Linked DNA regions of Homo sapiens: region 1 is linked to region 2. Evidence: chromatin contacts called from ENCODE Hi-C or POLR2A ChIA-PET data. All regions are on one chromosome and are shown on one strand. Each heading gives the region's core, a stretch centred on a gene start or an enhancer-like site at or near the end of the contact. The rest is flanking DNA. Distances are from core to core; before and after follow the strand shown.

Region 1 (3,866 bases), core at 409-2,908, 81 kb before region 2:
AGACTCTCTCAACCCTCAAGAGAAGCTCTTGAAATGACAACAGAACCAGAAAATCATTTTGAGCCACTGAGCAATTGGTACCTTGCACTTCAAGTGACATATTTAGACAAGTGGACCTCATGGACTGGAGATTTGTTTCTGTCCTGTTCTGGATTTCAGCAGTTTAATTTGCAATTCAAATGATATTAATAACCAGTGATACTGTTTCTTAAAGGGCAATTAGGCAAAAAGAAAAAAAAAATCCCCCAAAGCCTGCTTACCCTTTTACTTTCTAAGTCACAGAAACCAAACAGTACATTTTAGGGAATGCCCCATCCGCCTTTATGTCTTGCAGGGGGTTTCAGAGCTTAATCTCTGTCAATGTGAACACAAACCAACTGTCTTTTTCTTCCTCTTCTCTAAACCGCAGAGTCCCTTCAAACGGGCTCCCTGCAGCCCACCACCCTAAGCCTTCATTTCTCTACCGCTCAACCTTTGAGGTCTACAGTATCCCCCTGGAAAGTGCTCTCGGTGTTTATATTTGCGGAAATTTAAACTCCCTGCTGAGCTGAGCATCTACTGTTGCATCTATAGATTCCAATGCCTGAGAGACCTCAAATGAGAAGAAAATAAAGTCCAGATGCAACTGAGCCAAGGGATTTGGCATCCGCGGAGAAAAGTGCACAGCAGTGCAATCCTCTATCCCAACCACGGCGGCAGAGCCCGGAGCTCTCTCTGGGAAGGAGCCTAAGGAAGTGGGGGGAACTGTGCCATTCACCCCTGCGGGGGGTGGGGAAAAGGCCCCGGCATGAAAAGTTTGCACGGAGCTAGGGGGCTGGTGCCACGGAAAGGGCACTTTCTGATGCCGGAAGGGACCCGCCGGCTGCGCCTCGCTCAGGCTGGCCGGGGCCGGTGTGACCGTGTGACCCCGTGCACACTGCGCTCGGGTTTTCGTGAATGACAGCAGCCTGCAACTCCCAGCCGGAGAGCAGCGGTGGCCACCGCCGGGCGGAAAGGGTTACAAGCCAGAATGCAAAGCGATTTCGCCCCGGGTGTGGGGGACCCCGGGTCCCCGGCCACCTCCGAGGCCGGGCGTGCTCTGCTCGCCTTCCTCCGCCCTGGGCGCCGGGGCGATCCTACCTTGCGCTCCAAGCTGGGGGTTCTCCATGTTCGTCGCCGCCGAGTCCCCCGCCGCCGAGGCGCTGGCCGCGGCTCCCGGGCCCGGGCCGGGGCCGCCGCCGCCGCTCAGTTCCGCCAGTCTCCGGTTGGTGGCCGTGAGTTCGGCTCGCAGGTTGGTCACCTCCTGGCTGGCCGACTGGACCGCCCCATCGATGCGGAGCGCGAGCTGCTTATTGTCTTCCATCATGCTCAGGATTTTGGCCTGGGGGCGAGAGAGGTGACAAAGAGCTGCATGATGCGCGGGGGGCGCGCGGCCGGGCACCCCCGGCTCTACCTGTTGTGTCCTCCGCGGCCCGGCTTCGCCCGCGCCCCGACCCCCAGGCACCGGCAGCGCCGGTTCCTCCGGCACAGGAATGACAGCGGCGCCTCCAGCCCTAGCCGCGGCGGTGGCGAGGCGGCGGGGGGAGGAGGCGGAGGAGAAAAAAGAGGAGGAGAAGGAGGAGGAGGAGCAGCGATCGCCGAGACCCCGGCGGGCGGGCGCCGAGAGCTGCTCCAAGAAGGACACCGCGCGCCACCAGGCACTCTTTAAATGGAGCCTACCATTCGCCGCCGGCTCGGGAGGGGGTCTCGGTCGGAGGCTGGGGGCACCCTTGGCCTCCCGCGCCCCCGTACTTCGGAGACACACCCCCCGGGGGGGCGGAGGCGGCGGACGGCAGTCGGGAGGGGGCCAAGGTGGCGCCCCTGGCGAGGGGCAGGGGTCGCCTGGACCGAGGCCGGCCCTCTGTCCCCTCCCTTGAGCGGTGGGGCAGCCCCCGCCCTGGAGAACTGGTGCCCCGAGCCGTGCTAAGGTTGGGGAGGTGCTGGGTGCTCGGAAGAGAGGGTGCTTGGAAAGGGGGCCTCAGAGGGGAGCCGGGGTGGATCTCCATGGAAGGGAGACGCTTGCGCCAGCTCAGGAGTGGAGTTCGTGCTCCACCGGTTCCTTAAACTGCGAGTACGAAATCCCCAGAGGGGAGCTGAGCTGGTGCCCCGCGTGCCTCTCACTCTCCACCCCCCACCCGCAGGCCAGACCTGCGCTGCCCACCCCAGGAGGGAGCGCCTATCTTCCTCGGCGTGGGCCGCTGGTGCTCCCGCCTCTCCACAGCCCTAGCCCTGTGTGTGCATCCAGGTGGAGGAGCAGCCTTAGCCAGCTCCTAAGCTTCTTAGCCGGGCTGAATATTGGCGGGGACAGAGATGAGGTTGAGAGATAAGAAGGAAGGCGTCGATGGGGCTTCTTCCCTTTCTTCTACTGGGAGCAGAAGAGTTGAGCCCTGCTGCCTCAGTTTACCCATCCCCTCTTCACAGAAGAACTGAGGTAACCTGACGTTGATATGCCCTCTCCAGCTCCTCTTTCTCTCCCAGACCACAGGCTTTGCATTTTTCACTGGGGCCCTGGATTCCAGCCACCAGACCTTGTTACCATAGCAAACTTCATTCCATGCAAATAGGACAATTTAAAACAGCCAGCAACCCTCTGGTCAACAGGGCGCCATCATTCCAGCTCAGTCAACCTCCGGAGAGCAGCAAAGAGCAGATTGCAGAAGCCAGTGGGGTGCTGCGAGGAAAAATGAGGCTGCCCACCCTTCAGGTTCTTACAGGAAGCCCATAAGAACCAAGCAAAAACTGCGTGTAGAGTGCTTTTATATGCATTCTTATCTCTTGTGAGTGAGGATTATTATTCCCATTTTAGGGATAAGGAAACTGAGGCTCTGCATAGGGTTAAGCAATTTACTTAAGGGGCCCGCAGAAACCAGGTGACAGCGGGACTGGAAGAAAGTAATCATCTGATTGCAAGTTCCTCCTGCTGCGCCTTCAGGAGGCCTTGGATGATAGATTTCTCCCCCCTTTTCTGTGGAACCATAAAAACAGTCTTGCTCCATTCCCCTGTGACCACTAACAAGCTTTTGCAAGAGGGCAGGATTTGATGGTGGAGCATGTGGCAGGAAGACACAATTCTTCACTCTGTCCGCTCTGCTCAGCTAATGGGTCAGTTCGGGGATCGAACCCTGACCTTAACCTCATTAACACAAGTTCTTACCAACTGGACCAACCAAGGCACTTAGAACTGCTTAGTGTATCTGCAAACCAGGATTCAGTTCTTTGCAGTCTTTCAGTTACGTTATGGGGAGAGCATCAAAACTACAGAGCTGTGTGGGTCTTGAAAAGGGGGATGCCGTGGTGCAGCCATTGTGGAAAACATATTAGCAGTTCCTTGAACAGTTAAACATAGGATTACCATACGACCCAGCAAATCCACTCCTAGGTATATGTCCAAAACAAATATCCAAACAAAAATTTGTACATGAATGTTCATAGCAGCACTGTTCATTAGTAGCCAGAAGGCAGAAATAACCCAAATGTCCATCAACAGATGATTGGATGAACAAATTGCAGTATGCAATGGAATATTACTCAGCCGTGAAGAGTACTGATACATGCTACTACTACGTGGATGAAGCTCCAAAACATTATGTTAGTTGAAAGAAGCCCGACATAGAAGGTCACATATTATACGATTCAATTTATATGAAATATCCAGAATAAATAAATCCATGAAACAGGAAGCAGATTGGTGTTTGTCAGGGGCTGTGGGGAGGGAAGAATGAGAAGTAACTGCTTAATAGGTGCCGGGTGTTACTTTGTGCTGACTGATGAAAATGTTTTAGAACTAGACAGAGGTGGTGGTGGCACAACACGGTGAATGTACTAAGTGCCATTGAATTGTTCACTTT
Region 2 (4,054 bases), core at 1,226-3,725:
TCTTCTTGCCACCACCTATGGCACGATCTGTGCAATGGCAGGAAACACATGTGTGACAGATGCCTGGGCTCGTGGGAAGCATCCACAGCTCCCACACCATCATGGGGCCCTCTGGGTGCCTGAGGACACTCTATGTTCTGACTTCATGCTTGGCACAGGGAACCCTGTGAGGCCAACCCAGGCCTATCCACTTCTAGCTCAGACATTTCTCCTGCTGCTGGGTCATGCCAGACACATGGGACTCTGGGGATCCTCCTGCATCTCTCAGGTCATCCATGGGCTGGAATCCCCCAAAGTCTCTTGGGGTAATGCAGGGTCCAGGGTGCTCTGGCATCCACATTTTCTCTGTTTTCCCTCTTACTCTCTTTTCTTCCCTCCAGATGGGAGGATATTCACCACTTATGCTTTCATATCTCTCTCGTGCCCTGGCCTAGGCTTTAGAAACTCAAAAGTGGACTTTCTTTCTCCCAGGTCAGCTCTCTCCAAAGGCAATCTGTGCCACTGGGGGTAAGAAAAACTGGGAGAGGGGAAGAGCCTCAACTGAGGGAGGATACCCACGAGGGTAGTATCTGCCGCTCAGCACCCTCACTGTCCCTGACATGTATGCTGCTCTTGGCTGCTTTTCTCAGACAAGTCCTTTCTTTGTTTCTTTGCCTCTTCTCTTCTGCAACTTCTTCCTGTTTCTGGATTCTGCCCAAAGAACTGGCCTCGGAGGCCATCTAAAGCAAAGCAGAGGGTTGCTTTCTTTGCAAACTACAAAACTGCAGCTCAGTCCTGTGCCTTGGGCCCTCCTCTCCTTGCCTGTAGGGTCCATTTCAAGCTGTGTAGTCAGGGGCTATTTCTTTGATTCCAGAAACTTTTTGTTTTTATTATTTAAATTTTTTTTTAAAAATTTCCAATTATTTTAGAATCATAGGCAGTCCATGCTGAATGGGACTCAGGGACAGATTATTTCTAAACTCCGCTTCCCTTACTCCCTTCCTACCCCTCACCTATGGCTAAGGAAATGGTGGCCCAAAGAAGGCAAAATACTTGCCTCATTATTCAGGGTCCCTAGAGCAACAGGATCTCCGAAGTTGGGTCCCCATGCAGATGAAACTTGCCTTCCATCCCTGCTTCTAGCATTTTCAGATCTAGCACATTCCAATAAAAGCATCAGATTTGGCTCTCAAAATATTAACTACTAGCAATTATTGAGCACCTACGTGCTTGGCACTGTGCACAGCTCTCAAAATATAGTATCTATGTTGATTCTCCTAATAGCCTTGTATTTTCACCATCTTGCTGATGAGAAAATGGAGGCTTGATGGAGGACACACAGTGTGGTAGTGCTGGAGCCTGGACGGGAAGCCGGGCTGTTTGATGTCAGGGCAGGAGCTCCTACGAGCACTGTCACACAGCTCAACAGCAATGGGAAGGCTGTATTCATCAGCCCAAATATTGTAGATGAAGCGACGAGAGCAGATCATCTCTTCCTTGGCAAATTCATCACCTGGGACTCTAATCAGCTGACATTCCTAATGCTTTCTTACTTTTTCTTTAAAAATGATTTCAAACAGGCTGGGTGCAGTGGCTCATGTCTATAATCCCAACACTTTGGGAGGCTGAGGCGGGCGGATAACCTAAGGTCAGGAGTTGGAGACCAGCCTGGCCAACATGGCGAAATCCTGTCTCTACTAAAAGTACAAAAATTAGCTGGGCGTGGTGGTGCGCATTTGTAGTCCCAGCTACTCAGGGGGCTGAGGCAGGAGAATCGCTTGAACCTGGGAGATGGAGGTTGCAGTGGAGATTGTGCCACTGCACTCCAGCCTGGGTGGCACAGCGAGACTCTGCCCAAAAAAAAAAAAAAAAAAAAAGCCTTCAAAAAGACTCCAGTTACCAAGCATGGCTCTCTGATAATGACAGAGACTAACTACCCCATTTAACGTGAAAGGCCAGAGCAAATAAGTGGCTTGTTCAAGGTCCTGTAGCCAGTCAGTGGCAGACCTTGGGCTTGAACCCAGAACTCCAATCCCAAAAATGAGTGTAAAACACCCATCACTCATTCTGAAACAGACAGTAGGTGCTTGGCAATGTTAGCTTCATTTCCTGTACTCTATTTCCTTCTCATTGTTCCCAGGGGCTGAGCACACACTTACAGCTAAAATGGCTTATATTCTTCTGCTTTGTTTTATGGCAATGAGAAAATGTGGAGCCATCCATCCACTTCACTGCTGTTGAAAAATAATAACTGGATGATGTTCCTCTTGGCAGCTGTGTGGACCTGGTATTTAAGCAGCATCCTGTTCCAAAGAACTGCCCTTTAAAAAGAGATTAGGATTGCACATCCACTGTGTATGAGCTGGAAGATAAACAAATGTTCTTTTCTACCCAAATATTTCCAGCTTTTGCTCTAAGGTGTTTCTCATGATTGTAGCCCGACTTGTTGTCTGTGCAGGACTGGAAGAGCTTAAGCTCATGCTGTGAGTCACAAATGGCGCTAAGGCATGTGTTCCAGGCTTCTTATTGTCAGTTTGATTTCTGCATTAACCTTTTGGTTGGAAATGACTCAAACTGAGTAAGTTAGAACAAGGGATTTTTACTGGCTCACAAATTGGAAAGTCCAGGGGCAGATTTAGCTTCGGGTGTGGCTGGATCAAGGGGCTCTGATGTCATTCCCTGCTCTCTCTCATGATTTTTCTGCCCTCCTTTTCTCTGTGTTGGCTTTACTTTCTAATAGGCTCTCCCTCTTGGTGGTAAGATGATCACCAGCATCAGCAGCAACTTGCTTACATTCTACGAGCTTCACGATTCCCACAGAAAAAGAGAACTCTGTTTCCTAACACTTTGCATAAACTCATAGACTTGAGTCTCATAGCCTGGCATGGGTCACACGGTCATCTCTGAGCCAATCACTGTGGCCAAGGTAATGGAAAACACTGGTTGGCCAGGTGTAGGTATTATGCCTCTCTCTGTCTCTTTGCATCCAAGGGGTTGGGTCAGTTCACCTAAACCACTGTGACCTGCCAGTGAGAAGAGATGGTTCCCTAAAGTAAGAGCAATGTTTTATATCAGAAAACTAGTAAATGGGTACCTGGCAGGCAAAACAACCACCACTACAATGAGATTCTTTACTTCTAGGAGAACACAGATGATTTAAAACACACATTTTGTTGACTGCCTTTTCTTACCGAGAAAGTCTATGTGCAGAAATTGAAGGTGATAGAAAAGAAGAAGAAGGCTGGTTCTTGTTAGAGAAATGGAGCTGTGGATGGGAAAAGGACAGGAACCAATAGGTAAGGACTGATTTATTTTTCCCCCTTTGGAAATAGGAAGGGAGATGGCATGGTGCCTGCCCTCAAGGAGCTGACAGTTGGGAACAGAGTCAGAGCTTCAAACATACAAGACAAATACCTTGATACAATAAAATGACTCCAACATCAGTCACTCATTCATTGACCCTTGACTCAGTAAATATTTGTTAAGAGTCTGTTGTTTCTCGCAGAAGAGAACTCTGCTTCCTAACACTTTGCATAAACTCATAGACTTGAGTCTCATTAGCCTGACGTGGGTCATGTGCTCATCTCTGAGCCAATCACTGTGGTCAAGGGCATGGAAATGCTGGTTGACCAGGCCTAGGTCTTGTTCCTCTCTCTACATCCAAGGGCTTGGGTCAGTTCACCTAAACCACTCTGATCTGCCGGTGAGAAGAGATGCTGCTGATGCTGTTGATCATCTTACCACCACGAGGGAGAGCCTGTTAGAGAGTAAAGCCAACACAGAGAAAAGGAGGGCAGAGAGATCATGAGAGAGAGCAGGGAATGACATCAGAGCTGGTTATTTTGCTCTGTAACCTGCTCTAACCTTCAGCACCATCAAAGAAGCAGACAGAAAGACTAAATCCTGCTGTTTTTCAGTTAATTTACGTTCGACTTGCTGCTCAAGCGAAACACCTGAGAATTCAGACCAGAACACAGTTTCTAGAACCTGGTTGGCCAGGCAGTTGGAGTACCATCTTACTAATTTACTATTTTTCTGTTAAAAGAAAAATCTCCTGTTTAGGCCCTAGTGATAC

What was found. Hi-C counts contacts between places; a loop is a spot of excess contacts on that map. ChIA-PET counts read pairs that join two places held with the same protein, here RNA polymerase II (POLR2A). Pooled maps may share reads with other maps.
Region 1: a loop to region 2 is called in a map of GM12878, with 2.3 times the contacts of the local background. The contact joins the promoter of KAZN here to the enhancer-like site in region 2. A Hi-C loop is called at or near these places in 1 of 168 maps with a recorded cell type or tissue (GM12878), 3 of 37 single-sample maps with no recorded cell type and 3 of 50 pooled maps. POLR2A ChIA-PET finds 5 or more read pairs at or near these places in 1 of 52 experiments (WTC11).

The regions. Positions count from the first base shown.
Region 1 is chr1:14,596,477-14,600,342 of GRCh38, reverse strand. It overlaps KAZN (kazrin, periplakin interacting protein), which reads right to left and starts at 1,658. Exons shown (of 15, transcript NM_201628.3): 1 at 1,120-1,658. The coding sequence starts at 1,345. RefSeq lists a silencer at 832-991.
Region 2 is chr1:14,515,981-14,520,034 of GRCh38, reverse strand. It overlaps a transcript of KAZN not described here. Among named protein-coding and RNA genes, the nearest start is that of KAZN, 81 kb to the left of the region's middle. RefSeq lists enhancers at 2,492-2,761, 1,909-3,108. Within about 2 kb of position 2,475, at least 5 of the 41 ENCODE cell types and tissues checked have a DNase peak (open chromatin) inside an H3K27ac peak, as active enhancers do; they include GM12878, where a contact is called at or near this core.